Linked DNA regions of Homo sapiens: regions 2, 3, 4, 5, 6 and 7 are each linked to region 1. A link is a contact called in ENCODE Hi-C or POLR2A ChIA-PET data. All regions are on one chromosome and are shown on one strand. The core of a region is the stretch at or near the end of the contact, and the rest is flanking DNA. Distances in the headings are between cores, read along the strand shown. Region 1 holds the start of KRABD3 (KRAB domain containing 3). Region 2 holds the start of EZH2 (enhancer of zeste 2 polycomb repressive complex 2 subunit). Region 3 holds the start of LINC00996 (long intergenic non-protein coding RNA 996). Region 4 overlaps LOC728743 (zinc finger domain-containing protein LOC728743). Region 5 holds the start of ZNF775-AS1 (ZNF775 antisense RNA 1). Region 6 holds the start of ACTR3C (actin related protein 3C). Region 7 holds the start of ZNF398 (zinc finger protein 398).

Region 1 (2,868 bases), core at 197-2,696:
GCCCCACTTCACCTCCTTCCCCCAACCAATGGAGAAAAGCTTTCTGGGCTGACCCAGGACTCTTGTAACTGGGCAGCCTCCTAGCTCATAGCTGCACACTGGTCCTCCTAACATCACCCTTCCACCGTGTCACTAGCCCAGCACAAAAACTGCAGCTTCAGTGCCTGCTGGACCTGCCCCTCTCTCACAGTCCTTCCCAACCTAGACCTGCTCTCCCAGTGGGCCTCAGGCTCGGGCTCCCTGATCAGACCCTGCCACAGGACCTCTCAACCTGGAGGCTGTGCTCACATTGCCCTGGGCTTCTGGGAACCCTCCCTGCTCCTCTCCACCTTACAGTGACCTACCACTCCCCAAGGTCACTCCTGGCCACCTTCTCCATGAAGCTACGTAGTGTGAGGATATTCCCCTCATCAGATCTGAAAGGTCAATGGCCCAAACTCCTCACTTTACAGAACAGGAAACTGTGGTATGAGGAGGCCTTAGGATGGGGCCATGGGCATGTCTGAACCAGGGTGTCCCTAGGCTACTTAACTGTGCAGCCAGACCTGAAAAGGACACTTGACTGTCCCTGCCCAACAACATCCAATTTGCCTAGCCTCTCCCTTCTCCCCAAATGCTTGGGGGCACTAATGACGCCAAGGGCCTGGCACAGTGTTTGCTCTGCCTAGTCACACGCTGCCCCCCATCCATGGCTGCCTCGGACTGGCCAAAGCTCAGGAGCCACCACGGTTGCAGAACTGGCTCCAGGTGCCCATCCAGAAGAACGTGGAGCAGTTGCTGGTATCAGCACCAGATACCTGATACCTCACTGATATCAGCACCAGAGTTTCCCAGCATCGTCACAGCCCACACACAACCTAGCCCAAACGGTGCCCAGGCTGTCACGGCCTGGGGCTCTCCCTCCAGTTCTCAGATCTAAACGCCTTACCTGCAGGCTTCCCAAGACAAAACTTGGGGTTTGTTCTATCTTTGTTTCTCCCCATTTCCACGTCCCCAGCCCCCGGGATCCAGGATTCCACCAAGAACAGAAGTATGAGATTTACTCACTGCCTCCGAGGCCTTCATGCCCACTCTACCAGGATAACTTGTAACGAAACAAGCCACGCCAAGGGGGTTTCCCCAGGTGGAGACTGGGCCGTGGGTACCGGCGGCGGAGAGCTGGAGAGAGGTTGTCCGAGGACCTGAACTTCCCGGCACGAACCCCTGAGCATCAGGCCTGCCCAGCCTCACCCAGCCGATCCCGAAGTTGCGGGGGGGTCCCAGCTCTTTCTCGCCCTACCGCCTTCGGGGCCGCACTGCGCCGAGGGGTCCGCGCGTCCGCCTGCCTTACCTGGCGCGCCATCCCCGGGCTCAGCCTCCCCGCCACTCCTCGGTTTCCGGCGCGGGCCCTGGCGCGGGCGCACGCGACCCTCGTCGGCGGCGGCCCAGGTCCGCGCAGGAGAAGGCGGGGCCGGGGGCCTGGGCCGAGGGGGAGGGGCGGGGGTGGGCGCGCCCGGGCCCGCCCCCGGCCTCGTTGAGCCCGCCCCGAGCGCCTCGCATCCCTTGGTGGGTGGTGCCGTTTCCGCCCGGAGCCCCCGGCTTCGGCGGCCCGGCCGGCCGGCGCAGACGCGGACTACACTTCCCAGAAGGCGCCGCGGCGCCGGCTCGGAAGCGGGGGGCGGAGACAGGGCGGGGCGGACCTGGCTCGGGCCTCGTCCCCGCCCCCTCCCCTCGTCCCCGCCCCCAGCTGCGGGTAGAGGTTGCGCGCCGAGACCAGCCGGGGCGGCTGTGGGCGTGCAAGCCCGCGGGTACGCGCCGCTTATCACTCATTCATTCCCGCAGCCACCACTCAGCGCGTCCCATGTGCCAGGGGCTGATGGTGGGGATGAAGAGGGACCCATCTTTCCCAGAGGCCGCGGTCGGGGAAACCCGACCTGGAGTGAAAGGGGTCGAGGGTCCGGCCGGGCGTGGGTGGGACAGAGCAGCTGCCAGGCCCCCGTACATCCTCACGTCTTTCGCCCGCGCCCCCGCTCGCCGCAGCCATGACCTACCTTCGTGTCACATTTTGCGTGCCTGTTTGCTGGGGTGGTAACCCCAGTTGTTCCTGGCACATAGTAGGCCTCAAATAAACGTGTGATGCGGGAAGGAAGCGCGGCCCACTCTCCTCTGCCTCCCCCTGCGCTTCACGAGTTCGAAGGCCTGGTCTGGGCGGGCGCTGCGAGAGCGCTCCGGGGGTGCGGGCGAGGCGCAGCGAGCCTGGTTTTCCTGTCTGGAGAAGGACCCCGTCATTTTTATAGAAGGCTGCTGGAAGGGGGCCTGCGGGGCTAAGCCTGCTGTGCCAGACAGAAGCTTGGAGGGGAAGGGGAGGCTGTGGTCCCACGCAGAGGAGACTCTGCTCTGAGTTTGGAAGCCCCGTCCAGACCTTGCGGCCCAGACAGCGCTCTGCCTGGGCAATATCGGAGGGAAGGAAAGGGAATTCCTCGCCCAGTCGCCCGGGGCTGGCCCTTGCAGCCGCGCCGGCCATGATCACGGACTCGGGTACGATGCCGACAACCCCTCGTCCCGGCCTCCGAGGAAAGGCGCACGCCCACTCGGGCAAAGCCCCCTCGGTCATACCCGAGACACCTTAGACACAGGACCGGCGTGTGCGCAGCCTGCTGAACAAGGATTTGAAGATATCACAAGGCCCCACCTCGCGGAAAGGGAAAACTTAAAAGTCCAACTTTTCAAGAGCCCTACAGGCCACAGCCCTCAGGGTAAGTCGCCTCCTGGGCTTTAGGCCGGGTCCCACCTCCGTGCCGAGGTGAGGCGGGCTCCTTACAGTAATGTGTTCCTGCTCCCAGCTCCTCTCCACCGCCCACCCTCCGGCCCGGGATCCCTAAACGTTAA
Region 2 (2,868 bases), core at 187-2,686, 830 kb after region 1:
GCTCACTGCAAGCTCCGCCTCCCGGGTTCACGCCATTCTCCTGCCTCAGCCTCCCGAGTAGCTGGGACTACAGGCGCCCGCCACCACGCCCGGCTAATTTTTTGTATTTTTAGTAGAGACGGGGTTTCACCGTTATTAGCCAGGATGGTCTCGATCTCCTGACCTTATGATCCGCCCGCCTCGGCCTCCCAAAGTGCTGGGATTACAGGCGTGAGCCACCGCGCCTTGCAAATATCCTCACACTTTGCAGAGGCGGCAAGTGAACAGTGCTCATCTTGATAAAGGATTTTTAACACTGACACGTGCTTAGAACTACGAACAGTGGAAGGGTCTGAAATGGCAGCAATGTCGCCCTTTCACAGGTTTCTAGGGCGATAAGCACTGCAAGCTCGGCCAGCCAAAGTCCAGCGGTGGGGGAAAAAACGGCCAAGGCAGCAGCAGACATAATCAAACAGGGCCCGGGTCGGCGGCGGTGGCTCACGCCTGTAATCCCAGCACTTTGGGAGGCCGAGGCGGGCGGATCACCAGAAGTCGGGAGTTCGAGACCAGCCTGACCAAGACCCGTCTCTACTAAAAATAGAAAATTAGCCGGGCGTGGTGGCGCATGCCTGTAATCCAGCTACTCGGGAGGCTGAGGCATGAGAATCGCTTGAACCCGGAAGGCGGAGGTTGCGGTGAGTCGAGATCGCGCCATTGCACTCCAGCCTGGACAACCAGAGCGAAACTCCGTCTCAGGAGAAAAAAAAAAAAGTAGTAACGGGTCCGGCGGCAGCGCGCGGGCCGGGCGAGCGTCTCCCGGCAAACGCGGCGCCACAGCTGAGCCGACCTCCGGGGCCCGCGCCCTCCCCTCCCCGGGCACCACTAGGAGCGGCCAGCCCGGGCCTCGGCTCCGCGCGCGGGGAAACGAGCGCGGCGGTTAAAACCGTTACCACCCCCGAGTTTTGAACTGGTTCAAACTTGGCTTCCAGCACCCGCCCCGCCCCTCCCCCGCCCGGGAACTCTGCGGCGCCGGTTCCCGCCAAGAGCCGCCGGCGCTTCGTCCCGCCCTTCGGCCGGTTCCCGCCACCTATCCTCCCCGCCTCCCGTCCGCGGCGGGCTCCGGGCCCCCGCGATGTCTCCCGGTCCCCGCGTGCCTGCACACCGCCTTCCTGAGAGGCGCCGTGTGTTCAGCGAAAGAACAAAGAGACGGCGGCGGCGCTTCCACACGGCCAGTGGCGTCCCTTACAGCGAACCCCGCCGCCGCCCGCGCGCGCACGCGCTGCCAGTGCCCGCCCGCCCACGAGCCCTGAGCGCACTCTGCGTGGGGCTGGCTCGGCGCCTCCGAGCCCGGCGGGCCCTGTGATTGGACGGGCGCCCGCCTCGCGTCCCGCCAATCGGGGCGGCGCTTGATTGGGCTGGGGGGGCCAAATAAAAGCGATGGCGATTGGGCTGCCGCGTTTGGCGCTCGGTCCGGTCGCGTCCGACACCCGGTGGGACTCAGAAGGCAGTGGAGCCCCGGCGGCGGCGGCGGCGGCGCGCGGGGGCGACGCGCGGGAACAACGCGAGTCGGCGCGCGGGACGAAGGTAACGCGCCGCTGCGGGCGGCCCGGCCGGCGGGGCTCCGGGAGTGCGAACCGGGCGGCGGCGGCGGCGCCAGGACCTCCCCGCCACTGCTGTGCCGGTCCCGGGTATCGCCGAGCGGGGCTCACCGGGGCGCCGCGTTTGTAGGCGTGCGGGGGGTGGAGGGTGAGGGGAGAGCCCCCCTCCCCGGAAGGAGCTGTGAGCTTCGGGCTGGCCCGCGGGACCCTGCGAGTGAGGCAGCGCACACCCCTGGAGCTGCGGGGCGGGGGGCGTGTGGGGGGCTCCTTTCCCGGTGCTTGTCCTGGCCGGGGCGCCGGGGCCGGGGTCGGGGCGTTCCGGTGCCCGGTCCAGGGTGGCAGCTCGAGCCTCAAGTCTCCTTTGTGTGGCGCGGCCGCGGCGGGAGCGCCCGGGTGGGACGGGACAGACACAAGTTGGTGGGACCCAGCCGCCGAGTCCGCACTCAGACAAAGGACGGACTGTGTCTCCGGAGGGCTCGGCGCGAGGGGAAGGGGCATGACACCCGGGCCCGCCGGCGGGCGGGAGAGGGGCGTGGGGAGGCGCGGGCCGCTGCCGGGGTGGGCAGGGCTCGGCCCTCGCCTCGCGCACGCCCCCGGTCCCGGGCGCGCCGACCCCGGGCTGGGGCCGCGGCGCTCGCGGGACGACGTTCGCGGCGGGGAACTCGGAGTAGCTTCGCCTCTGACGTTTCCCCACGACGCACCCCGAAATCCCCCTGAGCTCCGGCGGTCGCGGGCTGCCCTCGCCGCCTGGTCTGGCTTTATGCTAAGTTTGAGGGAAGAGTCGAGCTGCTCTGCTCTCTATTGATTGTGTTTCTGGAGGGCGTCCTGTTGAATTCCCACTTCATTGTGTACATCCCCTTCCGTTCCCCCCAAAAATCTGTGCCACAGGGTTACTTTTTGAAAGCGGGAGGAATCGAGAAGCACGATCTTTTGGAAAACTTGGTGAACGCCTAGTGAGTTGCCACTTTCTAAAGAATCGTAATCCTTAAACATTACAAGCTGTTTTGGCCAACTTGTGTGATACATCTGAGAATGGCGACAGGTGCTAACGAAATCAACTGTCATTCAGCCAGATTATTCCCCAAATCCCGACGGGTTGAATGAGGATGAGGTGGTAGAAGTAGGTGATCAAAATAGAATGGCTATGACAAATGTGTGTTTAGATTATACGGTTAGCAGTTTCTTATTAATTGGTCTCGTTTTCTGTGAACAATAGCTTTGGTGATTCAGAAAAGACTGCATGGAGAAATGTTTGTTGCCTAAGAAATTTAACGTGTGCTGTCCACAGTTA
Region 3 (2,868 bases), core at 111-2,610, 720 kb before region 1:
AAAAAAGGACTATTACAAAGACTCTCTGAAGGCTGTGACACACATATGCCTGTAATAAGGACTATTTCCAAGGGCCTTCCCAACTGCAGCCTGCCACAGGAGTCACTGGACGGCCGGCCACATGTTGGAGCACTCTCACCTCACATGCCATCTCCACTAAGAATCTGACCTCAACTCCTGTGCCCAAGTAACCAATGTTCTCTTTGTTCAAAAACAACTCAACAACTCCTGTGCACTCCTCCTTTTGCCTTTATTTTTTTGAGACCAAGTTTCGCTCTTATTGCCGAGGCTAGAGTGCAATGGTACGATCTTGACTCATTGCAACCTCTGCCTCCCAAGTTCAAGCGATTCTCCTGCCTCAGCCTCCCAGGTAGCTGGGATTACAGGCATGTGCCATCATGCCCAGCTAATTTTGTATTTTCAGTAGAAATGGGGTTTCACCATGTTTATCATGCTGGTCTTGAACTCCGGACCTCAAGTGATCCACCCGACTCAGCCTCCCAAAGTGCTGGGATTATAGGCGTGAGTCACCACACCCAGTCTTCCTTGTGCCCTTAAAAGCTTCCCCTTGCCTCAGCCTCCTGGATGCGCCCATGGCTGCTGTGGCACGGGCACTCCGCATCACAATCATGCTGCTCATTTCCAAATAAATTCATCATCTTTGGAGAATCGCTTCTGTTTGTTATTTAGGTTGATAATTCTTCAAAAAAAAAAGTCTATGACTTCAGTGACAAAGAGGGAAGCTGGGAGGTCGGGAGGAAGGTGTGTTAGGAAGAATGTGTCTGACTCTGTGGTTAGTTGGGGTGGGGACCCTTCAGCCTCCTGAGTAGGAGCGGCAGGCCTGGGAACAGGGGAGTCTCCTTCCTAGGTCCTATTGCCTAGGCCCACATGATGCCTACCTGAGGCATATGCACAAAGAAAAAGTCCTTAAAATTTTGTTTTTCTCTAGAACAACCTACAGTCCTAGGGACAGACACACCATCCTCCTAAGTCCTATCACACCCTGGAAAATTGTAACAAAAAGGTGACAGTCTCCTTGGGGCATTGCCTGCAGCCTTAGCTAGGGGCCATCCTAGTTATCTCAATTACTCATCCAATTTGTGATCAGCCCTAAGTTCTGGCTCACTCTAGCTCTCTCCTTCGACTTCCTCATCTCCCAAATGGAAGTGACTACCCCGACCTACCAGGCTGTTGTGGGAACCGAACGATGTGGCAGAGAGTCCAGCTCAGCTTCCTACCGTTCCACGAGGGCCACTGAAAGGCCAGTCCTCTTCAGCCTGCAATGAGAGAGATTGAAAGTGGAAGCAGGTCTAAGCTCACAGAATCAGGAAGAAGGTAGAATGCTGAATACACTTCTTCCTCCAATCCCAAATGCTAGAACTGTGTTTCTATCGAAGTTTTGTCATCGACTTTTTAGAATCAGAAAAATGATTAAGAAACATGAGCTGAGATATGCAGGTTCCTTGAGCAAATAGGATTTTGTACAGCAGACACCTCCTGGTGTCTCATTTCCTGAGATCCCCAAAGTGAGAGATAAGAAAGCTGTGGCCGCAGCAGAGACTTGAAACAGTGACCAGAGACCAACTCTTCCACAGGAAGGTGTCTGCACAGAAGACTCACAGGGGCAGCTGACAAAGATCTGTCTATAGCCTGGTCCACAATAAAGATCAGGGGTTGGACAGGGTGAGACACCCAACACGGTGGCTGGAGCCACCCCCTGTAACTATCAACAAACTTGCAGCCCAAGGTCGAGCACAAATAAGTGGGCACAGAAAGACACTTCAGGACACGAGCTACAGAGAGGCAGCCACCTGGCCATCCTCCAGCTGCCTGAGGTTTGCAGATGCCCTTGATGCCACCCCCTATCCCTCCCAAGCACTCTCCTCTCCGTGCACACAGATGCTTAACAAGAGCACCTATGACTCTCCACAGACCAGAGCACCAGGGACACAGTGCCCCTGGGAGATGCTGCCACCAAGGCCAGATGGAAAGAACACCCCTGTGTTCTTGCTCCATGGTTGGCATCTGAGACGTACCTGCCAGGGTTCCCCAGCAGGATCAAGCTCAGTGGCCCAAAGTGGAAATGAACTTACCAGTCATCCTCCAGTGGCCTCCTCTCTTTCTCACTTTCCCACTCCCCCACCAGGGTTTCTCGGGATCCACTCTCAAATAAACTACTTGCCCTTGAATCCTTAATTCAGGGGGAGTCAAAACAAAGACGACCAATCAGAGACAAATATTAACCATAATGATGTCTATTACTCAGATAGGATTGAAATCAACTCAGAAGGGCAGGAATGTGTGAAATCTTCTCCCTTTCCCTTCTCTGCTGAGTAATTGACTCTCATGCCCTAGAGCCTTCTCTACCCCTCTGTAAGCACGTGGATTCAAAACTGAATGTCCAAGTTCAAACCCAACTCCCCACAACCCAACGTTCCCAAGTCATCTAGGGAAATTTGCTTCACCTCTTCAAGTCTCCATTTCTCCAATGTTAAGACAGGAGAGTCTCAGACAGTTCACAGCGACCAACCCACCCCTACTCGGCCACCACCCACATAACATCTTACTGGGAGATTTCTCCCATTGAGTTCAAGTTCATAGCTGGAGAATATGGAAACTGCACACTCACCATGGAAGATAACACCAAGAAGTCTTTGTCTTTCCTGTCTTCTGCTTTCATCATCTGCCCCCTCCCACCAGACTGTGTTTCTCCATGACACCCTGTAGTTTGGCCACAGCCAAGCGGATCTGAAGACCATTGCCTCCAGAAGTTGGCATGACGATTCTAAGTTCTCCAGGTGGGAGAAGGAGGGGGATTTACTTATGTTTTTAAATGTTCTAGGACTTGTGTGTCCTGTTGAACTCCAA
Region 4 (2,868 bases), core at 369-2,868, 690 kb before region 1:
CCACCGACCTCTCACCCTGCCCAGAGCCACAGGCACCAGGAGCGAGGCCCTCATCCTCTTCCTCCCCAGCCCACTGGGCTGAACACTTGGCCAGCTGGGAGGAACCGCTGACTGGGCTTGGTTGGTGGAAGCAGGATTCTTTCTCCCTGGGGCAGACTCAGACCAGACTCAAGCTCCCACCAGCGTCCACAGCAGTCCAGCTTCCCCTGAGACCACACAGTGAAATCAGAGCCCAGGCCAGGAGCAAAGGGCTCCTTTGTGGAAGCCAGCGGCCAGTCAGGCAGAACAAGAAACAAAACCAGAAGAGAAAATCTAGCCCAAGGGACCTCTGCCAATGTCTGGGGAAGGGAAATGAGGCTCCAGAAACCTGACGCACCATTCGTTAGGTCTGGGAGAAGGGAATGACTAAAAAGGGCTCCTCGGAATTCTTTATTCCTGAACAAGGGAAGGAGGCTTGGCCAGGGGGAGGGAGGGGCACTACTTGTACAGTGGCCTTGACTCGGGGCTCAATGTGTGACAGGTAAGGAAAGGGCAGCAGGTGAAGTCCCCAGGGCTGAGGTTCTTAGCCTGGAGTCCAGGGATGGGTTTCATTCAGGGAGTCCAGTGGCTCCTGAAATTGCTTGGGGTTTTTGAGTCTACGTCAGTTATCTGTTTTCCTAGGGAAGGTCCGTAACCTTCATCAGATTTTCCAAGGGCTTCGTGTCTCCAAAGAGCTAAGAAGCACTGCTCAGAAAGGAAAATGAAGCCTGCAGGTTTCATTCACATCTGGAAGAAGGTTTTGCCTCTAGAACCAGGTCTGCCACCAACTTGCTGTGTTAGCTTAGACCAATCACTTCCTGTCTCTGAACTCTAGCCAAGTGGTGGACCAGGCGGGAGCAGAGAAGCCAGCTCTCCACACAGGCATCGTCCTACCACCAGTGGCAGAGAGTGGGGGCCTGTGGCCAGGCAGCCAGGATGAGGTCTGCCCCAGCTGTGATTCCCACCAGGCCTGGAGAGTTTGTCCACCAGAGCTTGGAATCTGCTTCCAATTCCAGGCTCCAACCAGTCACCTCCACTGGTCACCGCAGTGCACCTCTTGAGGCAGGTCTTCTTACTGGATGTGTCCTCATGCCCGGGTGCAGTGCCAGCCAGGCCTCCATGGAACTCCATTCCTGGTCTCCGTGTCCAGATGGGTTCTGCACCTATCGGGTCTTAAGATCCTGCCCACTCTGCAACTGTCGACAGAAACAAAGAGATCAGGATCAGGTGTGGAGCCGTGACATGGCCCTGCCCAGCCACCCCTCTGGGGCTAGGAGGGAGCGATCAGCTGGCCTACCCTGAATCTGTCCTAGGGTTTGAATGAATCCTCTTTGTCCCCTACCAAGCACTGCAAGGATTACGAATCCCATTTACAGATGAGACACCTTGGGTTCAGGGCATTTTGGTGACTGACTCCAGGTGTCCGAAGCCCCTGTTTAATTTCATCTTTGCCACCAATGCTAGTCTACAGCACCTGGGAGTGGTAGGCAGAGGACAGTCTCCGAGGAGCCATAGCCACATAGCACTGAGGATGGGCAGAGGGGGCAGTGGGGAGGGACGAGTCTCCAGCACCCAGCACAGGACTGAATGTGCAGGTCCCCTCGAAGCCCCAGCTCCCTTCCTCCCAAACCACTCCCAGGGATGCCATGTCCCCTTCAAACACCCGTACCACCCCTAACACCCCTGCCCCAGCTCCTATCACATGGCCCCAAATCCTCCCTGCTCCATCGTCCACTTTTTAAGCAGTGAAGCTAAAAGGTTCTGGGATTCAGAATCCAAAACAAAGCCCTGGCTTCCACCTGTTGTACCCCTAAGTACCAACTGTGGTGTAGGCAAGCTTGGCAAACCTGTTTCCTCATCTGCCAAAAGGCTGAAGAGGCCCGTGCCTCAGAGCGCCAGCTTGGAACCAGAGGTCCTGGAGCAGAGTCCTGGCTGCCCCCTTTCTCACTGCCAGACCTTGGCCAGGCCTCTTAGCTGGGGGCCTTATGTTCTCTTGCCCAGATGACCCAAGCCCCTCGAGGCTCCAGCTCTTCCCACATCAGTCTGTCCTCACAGTGCCTCTGATTCTCCTCCTAAAGCATAAGTCTGAGATCATAGCACTCATCTCATTAAAAATCTCAGTGTCCCCACCCCCTGACCACGAAGTCCTTTGTAGGGCAAACCTCCCCTTGGGACACCTGGAGACAGTCACTGAACTATCAGGACCCCCCCTCCCTTGAAAACACCCTTCTACACACTTGCTCTTCCTAGAACAATTTTATTTGTCCCCATGACCTGGTTCAAAGCCATCAAACTCCCCTGGGTGACGAAGAGAAACCAGTCACCCTCCTCGGTCTCACCCCAGAGCACTTTGTAGGTTGGCCCCGCGTCACACACCGAGTGTGAGCACCCCGTGTCAGGGCCTGCGGTCCTCATGTGTGTCTCTGGGAGAGCCCAGCCCGGCACAGTCAGTGGCACATGGTGTGGCAGAATCAACTAAGGCTCTGTGCACCAGTGACCTCACCCTCTCTCATCCAGTAGCTGCAATATATCCCAGCGAGGAAGAGTCCCTCATCTATATCCCCAACTTACAGATGAGTAAACTGAAACATGAAGTGAAATGACATCTCAAGGACAGCAGAGAGTGTGTACAGGAGCCAGGAGGCCTAGGGGCTGAGGTTGGGCGTGGGGTTTGTGGAAAGTGGCCTCTCCAAGTCTCTTTCAACTCTGACATTCTGGGGATGAAGATCCGGTAAGCAGCTCATCACAGAGAAACCTACAGCCCGGTACCCAGACCGCCCCACCTGCCATCAAGAATCAACACCACGCACTCCACCCCCACCACTCCCAGCCCTGAGAGGGGCTCTGGCC
Region 5 (2,868 bases), core at 233-2,732, 670 kb before region 1:
TTGCAGGCTCAGAGCTCCCGTCTTTGCAGTCGCTTGGGGTATTGCAGGCTCAGAGCTCCCGTCTTTGCAGTTGCTCGGGGGATTGTCCATGGTGCGCACCACATTCTGGTTTCATGCACATTCAATCTTTTAAAAGCTGTTTTTCTCTTCTACTTTTGCAAAGAGCTTTTCTGGGTTGGCAAGAGATTTTGTTTTCAATTCTATTTCCCCAACAGGGGCCTGTACGCATGCCTACCATGGTTTCTTACAGAACCTGCTTGTGGTGCAGAGAAAAGGCGAGCAGTGGGGAAGGGGGCGGGAGGAGCCCCTGGTGGGGCTCTGATGGGTGCTGGGGGCTCCTCCCTCCCTCGCCACCCTCCTCCCTTGGGGCCACTCTGTGAGCTTCTGCATGCCACATCTTGGGAAACCTCTCACCAACTGGACTTAACATCCACCTGAAGAGGCGCAGAGGGGCTAGTGGACAGAGAAGCCACCTTGGTAAGGGGAACTCAGACCGAGGAGGGCAGAGCCCAGGCCACAAATTCAGGAGGACAGAAGGATGGGCCTGGGTCTCCACAGAGCGAGACCCCCAAGGCAAATCAAAGACAGTCCTACTTCACCCACCCTGCCTCCCAAGAGGTATTAGGACCTAACAGCCACTCCAGGTAGTAGCAGGCCTTCCACTGTCCGGGACCTCCCAGAGCAGCTCCTCCCTCAAGCCTCGGTGCCTCTGTCTCGGGCCATACCAGGGCTCGAGGGGAAGCAGCCTGTGGCTTACGTAAGAACAGAAATGGAGACAGAAGGAAGAGGACCCAAGAGGAAGAAGTGAGAAATTCAAAGGGGGAAACACAGAGGACAGGAATGAGGGGAGGCCAAGTCTTTGGGGACCCGCCTCTACCTGTGTGCTCAGGTGGGCTATGTCTGGGAAATGGCACAGCAGGTGTCCTACAGACAAAATCCAGGAAAGCCCTCCATGTGTCATGTTCCAGGCTGGCCAGACACACACGTCCCCACCCTAAGCTTCTCTCCTATTCTGCCTTTCACTCTGCTCTGTGCATGGCGGGCCCCTCCTAACCTACCATCCTGACATGTCCTCAGCCACCTGGAGACACCCAGGAGCCAGGTGAGCAGGCTGCCCAGCAAAGCGCCCCGGCTGGAAGACAGGCATCAAGGGCCAGATGCGCCATCTCCCACCAGTGCCCACACCAAGTCTTGGAAGGCCGCTTTGTCTATCGCACAAGGGCCCCCGGGCCCCTACCGGACCACCTTTCCTCTCTGCTGCCCCTCGGGCTCTGAGGGGAGCAGGACACACAGGGGCCCCCTTCCCACGCCTGGCCCTGGCCCGGCCCTCCGCGCACCGGGTCAGGCTGCAGTTCAGTTAAGAGCCTCACAGTGGGCAGGCCTCAGCCTGGGCCCAGCTGCCATGACAACTGAAGACCAACCACACAAAGAGGGGATTGAGCTAGCAGCAGGTGGAGAGGCCCGGGGCAGGGGGAGGCAACAAAGGAGCTTTGGTTGTGGCAGAGACTTGGGGGTGGGGCGGCCAGACAGCAGCTGGGGGAGGAGAAAGGCCACAGGCCAGAAAGAGGCAAGGTCCTCCCCATCGCCGCCCCTGGAACCTCCCACCAGCCCAGCACAGCTCTCACAGCCTCAGCGCCCCAGGTCGGGCAGTCAGAAGCAGACCATGCCACAGGTATCATCTGCTGCTAGTGGAGCGGGAGCAGGATCCGCCACTAGGCGCTAAGGCTTTTGGGGGTGGGGGCAGCTCCCCAAACCCCAGCCAAAGGCCCAGTATCAGGCCCTTCTCAGCCCTGAGGTCCCAGCAGGTCCTCACTTGCTGGGCACAGCTCAGCTGGTCTTCCATAGGAGACCCCCACAGAAACTGGCCTCTCCAGTCCCAGCCCATGCCCAGCCAATGCCTCCCTGCCATGCTGCCCCTTTCTATAGCCTCATCCTTCTCAACTCCACCGGGTCCCCAGCGCCTCCCTGCCCTCCTGCAGCCCATACCTGACTGCTATGTCCTCACCCAGTCCTCTCTCCCTGTGAGACCCCTCACTCAGGTTAGCCCCAGGGAGCGGGGGCTTGCTCCCACACCTGCGCGTCCCTCATATGCAGAAGGTGTGTAATGTGTATTGAATGAATGAACGGATGAGTGAATGAAACAATGGAGGACCCAAGAGGTGGCTCCTCAGGCTCCAGTCTTCTGTCACTATTAAGAAATCCCTCAGGACCAGGCAATGGTATTCTCTGCCTCTGATTTCAGTTAATAGCAGATGTTTTTAATTTAAATATATGATCATAGGGACATAAGAAACTGATGTAAATGCTAAACCACACACAAACACACCCAGATACAATCATATCTAAATACAGCTAAGTAAACAAAAGTTCAAAGACACAAAACTACGTGAGAACACCTGCAAAACTGTCTATGCAAATACAGAGAATGTGAGATATTTTTTAAAACTCACAGACACACCTACAGATCCACAGACACACAAACGTGCCACTGTGAACCAGGGCAGCACGAATCACTGCACAGCACACTTAGGAACACAGAACTGCAAAGCCACCCATGACACAAGTATCCTTGTACACCCATGGCCATCCCATCAGGGTCACTTGCTCCGAGGAAAAGAACTCAGAGAGGTAGAAACAGAAGCAACATACCCTCATCGAGCCAGGAGGCCGGGGCCATAAGTCACCGTTGGATGACCTGCGCTGGGGTGGGATAAGTCAGCAGGAGCTGCAGCTGGCTGGAGAGACGTTACAGCAAGACAGAAAGCCCTAGAGACAATGAGCCTGTGTCCGGCAAGCCTGGTGCAGCCTAAGATCCTCAGGGCCTGGCCTGTGGGCTCTGGCCCAAGGGGATGCAGCGGGCCCTCTCCC
Region 6 (2,868 bases), core at 235-2,734, 610 kb before region 1:
AATGCTGACAATACAGGGAGGTGAGAGGATGAGCAGATCTCAAAGGTGACTGAGAGGCAGAGGGGAGAGACAAGGAAAAACCAAAGTAAAGTGAAGTTAGGGAAACCAAGAAAAGACTTTCCAAAAGCAGTGGTCAGCGGGGTCAAAGGTCCCTTCAGTGGGCGGTACAGCAGGAAGTGGGGGAGAAGCAGGAACCGGGAATGCTGGAGGTGGGGATGGGAGGGAAAAGGCTTGGCTCTGTCCCTAAACAGAGAGAAGGTGACCTGGGAAGAGCGGGGAGGCTAACTACACAGGGAAGAGAAGCTTCCTGGAGAAAGGGATCCAGGGCACAGGCGGTGGAAGGGATTGGCCTCAAGAGACCAGGAAGAACTCTCATTTTTCCTGACAGAGAAAGTAGGATGGGTCTGGTAGCAGGCAAGTCCTGGAGTGCTGTGCAGAAGGGAAGTGAGGCAGCTTATGCCTGAGAGCCAGGCATGTTGATTGCTCACGGGGAGCCGTACATCTGTAAAGGCAGCCAGCGGCTGGCTGAGTGATCTGGCTTAGCCTGGGCTGGGAAGCACCTCCGCACACTGGCTCAAGAAATTAGACCTATTCTTCTCGCTGCTCTCACCAAGCCTTTTCCCAAGTGCGTGCCCAGAAGGAAAGCGGCCACTCTTCTACTTCTCTTGTGCCTGCAAGAGAAGTAGAACCCCACCCTGGGCATTCCATGATTATGCCAGGCCTTTCTCACTCCGCCCAGTCCCTCTCCAGCCCCTCTGCTCTCAACTCCAGCACTGCAGGGGGACAGAGTGTCTACTCCACCCCCACCAGGCAGGGGATTTTAAGCACCTGCTGGGCCCTCAAGTCTCATCTTCCTCCACAACATCTGTGAGAAGATTGAAAGGTGGTGAGAGAAAGGGATAGGAGGAGATGAACGTGTGAAAGGAAAAGAGGAGAGCAAGCCATTGCATGTTTTGGGGTTTTGTCCCACACGCAAATTTGACTACTTATAAAGTCTAAGCAAGATGTTTTAAATAATAATCATGCATCATTAGGTTTCATACTGTGCAAAAAAAATGACACAAAGTGAGATCTGTTACAAACGACACGGCAGCACTCTGCTACTTTCTGGAAGCTTAGGGCTAACAATGGAGTCAGAGCATGGCATCCAGAGCCCGTCTCTGAGCACGGCCGTGATCCTGCTCCAGCACACGCCTCGGTTTCCTCGTCTACATTACGGGAATAGTAACAGCACCCGCCTCATGAGATTGTTAGTGTTAAACGAGTTAATTAATACCACAGTATTTCAGGGCAGTTCTCGGCACAGAGGGAGAGATGGGTAAGGGCTGGCTGTTCCGGAAGATTCTGGCCTCTCCCAGTGTGTTTCGGCGCGAGGGCACCGCTGGCCCAGCAGGTGGCCCCCCGGGGCCGGCACGGGCCCCGACAGCCGCCCCCTTCCCTGAACCTCGGCGGCCCAGTCCCCGCTTACCTGAGGGGTGGAGCCGGCAGCCTGCGGAGCCACTGGCCAAGCTGGGAAGTCCGGCGCAACTCCGCACCGCAGAGCCGGCGCCTCCTCGGCAGGTAAGAGCCGCAGCCCCGCCGCCCGCCGCCTGGCGGCCCCTGACCCCTGGGCCGCGTGCCCACCACCCAACTTGTTGGCCAGCGTGCTTCTCCCAGCGCCGCAGGCCTGAGCTCCCGGAACGCGCCCAGGGGGCCTGGCCAAAGGCCGTAGTGGGCGCTCTGGATTCCGGGATGCGCCAGGGGTTACTTCCGGAAGCGCAGCCTGCGGGGGTCTTCGCGCGCACCCCCCGCCTCGCAGTTGGTACGTTCCTCCTACCTGCGGTGCCTGAGTGCGCAGGCGTGGGCAGCGAGGCGGTGCGGCCGGAAGCGAAGGGGCCGTGAGGTCAACAGTCGGTAATCGTTTATCGGTGCGGCCTTAGAGAAAGGACCTCCAAGCCCTTGTTCAATACATGTTGGGTGGTGGTCACAGGTGCCAGTCTCCGGACGGATGGCGGCCTAGATTTCCTCCCGGACTCGGTGGCACCCAAGGCCCCCTGCACGCCGGCGCTGTGCGTGCCAGGCTGACCGCCCGAGTGCGACCCGGACCTCGTCCGCACGTGCAGATGGAAGGGGCCACAAAGACGATAAGGATCCAGGTCTCCCGCGTGGAAGGCTCATCTATCGGTCGGTTCAGGAAATCCACCCAGGGTGTCTCCTGGTGTTATCAGAAAGGGGTCCCGATCCAGGCCCTAAGAGAGGGTTCTTGGATCTCATGCAAGAAAGAATTCAGGGCAAGCCCATAGAGTAAAGTGAAAACAAGTTTATTAAGAAAGCAAAGAAGTAAAAGGATGGCTACTCCATAGGCAGAGCAGCTCCAGGGCTACTGGTTACCCATTTTTTGGTTATTTCTTGATTATATGCTAAACAAGGGTTGAATTATTCATGAGTTTCAGAGAAAGGGGTGGGCAGTTCCCGGAACTGAGGCTTCCTCCCCTTTTTAGACCATATAGAGTATTTCATGATGGTGTCATGGCGTCTGTAAACTGTCATGGTGCTTGCTGGTGGGAGTGTCTTTTAGCATGCTAATGCATTATAATTAGTGCATAATGAGCAGTGAGGACCACCAGAGGTCCCTCCCATTGCCATATTGGTTTTGGTGGCGTTTAGCCAGCTTCTTTACTGCAACCTGTTTTATCAGCAAGGTCTGTATGACCTGTATCTTGTGCCAACCTTCTGTCTCATCCTGTGACTTAGAATGCCTAACCTCCTATGAATGCAGCCTCATTTTACCCAGCCCTTATTCAAGATGGAGTAATTCTGGCTTAAACACCTCTGACACTGGGGCAAATGCCTGCTGCCTGATGACTCCCACAAGTCCTTAACACCTAA
Region 7 (2,868 bases), core at 131-2,630, 570 kb after region 1:
TGATGTTCTAGGAAAGTTTACGAATTTGTGTTGGGCCGCATTTAAAGCAGTCCTAGTCCGCATGCGGCCTGGGGGCCGCGGGTTGGACAAGCTTGATTTAGAGTTTTGTATGCGGCTTCCCTTATATTTCTATTAGCCAGGACTGGCACAACACAGGATCATCGCTACCATCCCACCTATACACAAAAAAAAAGGTTGGAAAAAAGAAAAACAGGTCCAAGAGTGGAGGTGGCACTTCCCTCTGCTCTACCCCCTACCCATCGCTGCTCTTCCTCCTTTTCCCAGTCACCCCTCATGTGCCAGGGTGGCTCCTGACCCAGTACAATTGCTCTCCTAGAGGTGACCAAAGACCTCTTGGGTGGCAAATGCGATCAGTGCTTTCCCCGCGGCCTGACCGTCCCCTTCTCATTCTACGGGGCTGCGTGCAGGCGCGGCCCGGTCGCCTCGGTCGCCCTGGCAACTGGCCGCTGCCGGCCCCCGCAGGCCTTGGCAAACACCCGCGAATGAACCGCCACGCACGCGAGGCCACTCCAGCCTCCGGGTCCGCACCATTCATTCGGCAGCTATTTCGGGAGGGCCTCCCGCGTGTCCCGAGTCCGGTGCCGGGAGCCCAGGCGTCACGCAGCGCGGCGGGAATGCGCCTCCGCACACTTAAATGCCGCCCGCGCCACCGCTCAGATTGCTGGTGACGAACGCTCCCGCGGCCGCGAGAATGGCTGACGGCTCCCCAGCCCAACCCCGCTGCGCGTCTGGCGGGCAGGCGTGGGGCTGACACGCAGCAGGCACCCCCTCGACTTCAACCCAACTGCAGGGCCCCGGGTCTCATAGCTGCCTGCGAGTGCCCCTCAGACCTGCGGCCCAGCCTGGTGTCCCCGGGTGGGCGGTTTCACACCCACCCGCTAAGTCCCCTCACGCGAGGCTGCAGCCGCCAAGCACGGGCGACAGGCGACGTGGCCGGCGGGACCCGAGAACGGCGCCTATGCCTGGCAGCTCCCTGCCCGCCCGCCTTCCTCCCTCGGGGTCTGGGTCTCGGGGGCTCACAACACTCGCGCGCGGCCGCCCTTACCGGGGCCGGGGCCGCCTCAGCCATGGCCCTGCGCTGTCTAGCCCGGGCCTCGGAAGTCGCCGCCGCTGCCGCCGCTGCCACCGCGCCCGGCTCCAAGCAGGCCCGGCCGCCGGGTCCTCTCCACAGGCGGCGCCGACCCGGCCCTGCCTTCCCCGCACGGACGGGACTCACGCGGCCGTCGGGGCTCGGGACGCGCAGGAACGCGGCGGAGGCGCGGTGCAGCAGGCGGCGGATCAAGCTGGGGTCGCGAGGCCGACTCCGCCGCACTCCACCCGCAGCGGCCCCTCAGCTGGCGCTTTGTGGGCAGCGAGTGCACCGGGAACCGCGCGGGCCTAGACGCGCCGCAGGCTCGCGCTGCCCAGCCACCGCGGCCAGCGCGCCCCCTGCCGGCCCCTGCGGCCAGCGCCCCCCGCGTCGCCTCCGCCCCTCCCCCCCAGCTCTTGGGCTTCGGTGTGGGGAGGGTTGTTATTTGGGGCCCACGTGTGTTCCGCTTTCTCACATTCCCACGAGAAGGTTCAGCTCACCGCAGTTTAGGACCCAGCCGCAAAGCCGGGCTCATTCTGGGGAGTGATTTTCTTCACGGAGGCTCGATACGCAGGCGCCGTCTGCAGGCAACAGCTTCTGCTGAAGGGCAGCCGTATTTAGAACAGCGGAAATGTGCAGGGTGAGAGTAAGGGGGACACGGCTGAAGGGAGCCTATGGGTGGAATGAGTGACGGAGAGGCACAATTTTGGAATGAAGAAGATATAGATCATTTGCGGAAATTACAAATGTGGTTGCCAAGGTGAGGCGGTTCAGGTCCCACGCGGCCTGTGTTGGGATCAATAATATTTTAAGGTCTCCTTCACATCTCGGATTATTGACTCTCCGGGGCCTGGTCTGGAAATAGGATTCTTAATTTTTGTTTATTTATTTATTTAGAGACGGAGTCTCACTCCGTCGCCCAGGCTGGAGTGCAGTGGCGGGATCTCGGCTCACTGCAACCGCCTTCCGGGTTCAACCGATTCTCCTGCCTTTGCCTCCCAAGTAGCTGGGATTACAGGCATGTACCACCATGCCCAGCTAATTTTTTTTTTTTTAAGTGGAGACGGGGTTTCACCATGTTGGCCAGGCTGGTCTGAAACTCCTGACCTCAAATGATCCACCCGCCTTGGCCTCCCAAAGTGCTAGGATTACAAGCGTGAGCCATTGCGCCCGGCCTTATTTATTGATTTATTTAGAGACAGTCTCCCTCTGTCGTCCAGGCTGGAGTGCAAGTGGCACAAACAAGGCTCACTGCAGCCTTAAACTGCTGGGCTCAAACGATCCTTCCCCTCAGCCTGCCCGAGCATCTTGGACTACAGGCGCAGCTACCAAGCCCGGCTAATGTTTTATTTATTTGTATTTATTTATTTACTTATTTATTTTTCTGTAGAGACAGGGTCTCGCTATGTTGCCCAAGCTGGAGGAAGTGGAATTCCTGAGAGCAGCAGAGATCGAGCTTGGGGTTACGGTTTGCTGCGTCTGAGCAAAAGGACCTGCGAGAACAGGCCGAGCGCAGTGGCTCACGCCTGTAATTCCAGCACTTTGGGAGGCCGAGGCGGGCAGATCACCTGAGTTCCAGACCAGCCTGGCCAACATGGTGAAACCCCGTCTCTACTAAAAAATACAAAAATTAGCCGGGCGTGGTGTCGTGCACCTGATATTCCAGCTGCTCCGGAGGCTGAGGCAAGAGAATCGCTGGAACCCAGGAGGCGGAGGTTGCAGTGAGCAGAGATGGCAGCACTGCACTCCACCCTGGGCGACAGAGCTAGACTCCATCT

Evidence for each region. Hi-C counts contacts between places; a loop is a spot of excess contacts on that map. ChIA-PET counts read pairs that join two places held with the same protein, here RNA polymerase II (POLR2A). Pooled maps may share reads with other maps.
Region 2: a loop to region 1 is called in a map of gastrocnemius medialis, with 6 times the contacts of the local background. The contact joins the promoter of EZH2 here to the promoter of KRABD3 in region 1. A Hi-C loop is called at or near these places in 1 of 168 maps with a recorded cell type or tissue (gastrocnemius medialis), 1 of 37 single-sample maps with no recorded cell type and 7 of 50 pooled maps. POLR2A ChIA-PET finds 5 or more read pairs at or near these places in 1 of 52 experiments (PC-9).
Region 3: a loop to region 1 is called in a pooled map, with 7 times the contacts of the local background. The contact joins the promoter of LINC00996 here to the promoter of KRABD3 in region 1. A Hi-C loop is called at or near these places in 2 of 37 single-sample maps with no recorded cell type and 2 of 50 pooled maps.
Region 4: a loop to region 1 is called in a pooled map, with 4 times the contacts of the local background. The contact joins the enhancer-like site here to the promoter of KRABD3 in region 1. A Hi-C loop is called at or near these places in 1 of 168 maps with a recorded cell type or tissue (ovary), 1 of 37 single-sample maps with no recorded cell type and 15 of 50 pooled maps. POLR2A ChIA-PET finds 5 or more read pairs at or near these places in 1 of 52 experiments (OCI-LY7).
Region 5: a loop to region 1 is called in a map of CD4-positive, alpha-beta T cell, with 5 times the contacts of the local background. The contact joins the promoter of ZNF775-AS1 here to the promoter of KRABD3 in region 1. A Hi-C loop is called at or near these places in 5 of 168 maps with a recorded cell type or tissue (CD4-positive, alpha-beta T cell, K562, ascending aorta and 2 more) and 16 of 50 pooled maps. POLR2A ChIA-PET finds 5 or more read pairs at or near these places in 1 of 52 experiments (OCI-LY7).
Region 6: a map with no recorded cell type shows a loop between it and region 1 (10-fold over the local background). The contact joins the promoter of ACTR3C here to the promoter of KRABD3 in region 1. A Hi-C loop is called at or near these places in 1 of 37 single-sample maps with no recorded cell type and 6 of 50 pooled maps. POLR2A ChIA-PET finds 5 or more read pairs at or near these places in 1 of 52 experiments (IMR-90).
Region 7: a map of B cell shows a loop between it and region 1 (5-fold over the local background). The contact joins the promoter of ZNF398 here to the promoter of KRABD3 in region 1. A Hi-C loop is called at or near these places in 3 of 168 maps with a recorded cell type or tissue (B cell, CD4-positive, alpha-beta T cell and ovary), 2 of 37 single-sample maps with no recorded cell type and 10 of 50 pooled maps. POLR2A ChIA-PET finds 5 or more read pairs at or near these places in 1 of 52 experiments (WTC11).

What each region holds. Positions count from the first base shown.
Region 1 is chr7:149,713,529-149,716,396 of GRCh38, reverse strand. KRABD3 (KRAB domain containing 3) reads right to left here and starts at 1,446. Exons shown (of 17, transcript NM_001290187.2): 1 at 1,331-1,446. The coding sequence starts at 1,342. RefSeq lists enhancers at 524-1,156, 1,794-2,293 and silencers at 1,359-1,798, 2,625-2,868.
Region 2 is chr7:148,882,859-148,885,726 of GRCh38, reverse strand. EZH2 (enhancer of zeste 2 polycomb repressive complex 2 subunit) reads left to right here and starts at 1,436. Exons shown (of 20, transcript NM_004456.5): 1 at 1,436-1,563. LOC124901767 (a long non-coding RNA gene) reads right to left here and starts at 538. Exons shown (of 2, transcript XR_007060579.1): 1 at 244-538. RefSeq lists silencers at 803-1,032, 1,153-1,522, 1,683-2,272 and an enhancer at 1,491-2,182.
Region 3 is chr7:150,432,146-150,435,013 of GRCh38, reverse strand. LINC00996 (long intergenic non-protein coding RNA 996) reads right to left here and starts at 1,360. Exons shown (of 4, transcript NR_034033.1): 1 at 1,185-1,360. RefSeq lists an enhancer at 1,120-1,219.
Region 4 is chr7:150,408,506-150,411,373 of GRCh38, reverse strand. LOC728743 (zinc finger domain-containing protein LOC728743) reads right to left here. Exons shown (of 3, transcript NM_001395976.1): 3 at 1-1,214. Among named protein-coding and RNA genes, the nearest start is that of LINC00996, 24 kb to the left of the region's middle. Within about 2 kb of position 1,618, at least 2 of the 41 ENCODE cell types and tissues checked have a DNase peak (open chromatin) inside an H3K27ac peak, as active enhancers do.
Region 5 is chr7:150,382,605-150,385,472 of GRCh38, reverse strand. ZNF775-AS1 (ZNF775 antisense RNA 1) reads left to right here and starts at 1,482. Exons shown (of 2, transcript NR_183445.1): 1 at 1,482-1,672. The region is part of intron 1 of ZNF775 (zinc finger protein 775); the gene reads right to left. RefSeq lists enhancers at 761-1,716, 2,673-2,868.
Region 6 is chr7:150,322,161-150,325,028 of GRCh38, reverse strand. ACTR3C (actin related protein 3C) reads left to right here and starts at 1,484. Exons shown (of 8, transcript NM_001164458.2): 1 at 1,484-1,560. LRRC61 (leucine rich repeat containing 61) reads right to left here and starts at 1,674. Exons shown (of 3, transcript NM_001142928.2): 1 at 1,469-1,674. RefSeq lists enhancers at 845-914, 2,235-2,294, 2,345-2,454 and a silencer at 1,305-1,624.
Region 7 is chr7:149,145,965-149,148,832 of GRCh38, reverse strand. It overlaps ZNF398 (zinc finger protein 398), which reads right to left and starts at 1,380. Exons shown (of 6, transcript NM_170686.3): 1 at 1,067-1,380. The coding sequence starts at 1,090. It overlaps LOC107986856 (a long non-coding RNA gene), which reads left to right and starts at 1,472. Exons shown (of 2, transcript XR_007060581.1): 1 at 1,472-1,850; 2 at 2,481-2,868. RefSeq lists silencers at 466-515, 656-805, 1,100-1,271, 936-1,575 and enhancers at 881-1,454, 1,886-1,935, 2,029-2,602, 2,603-2,868.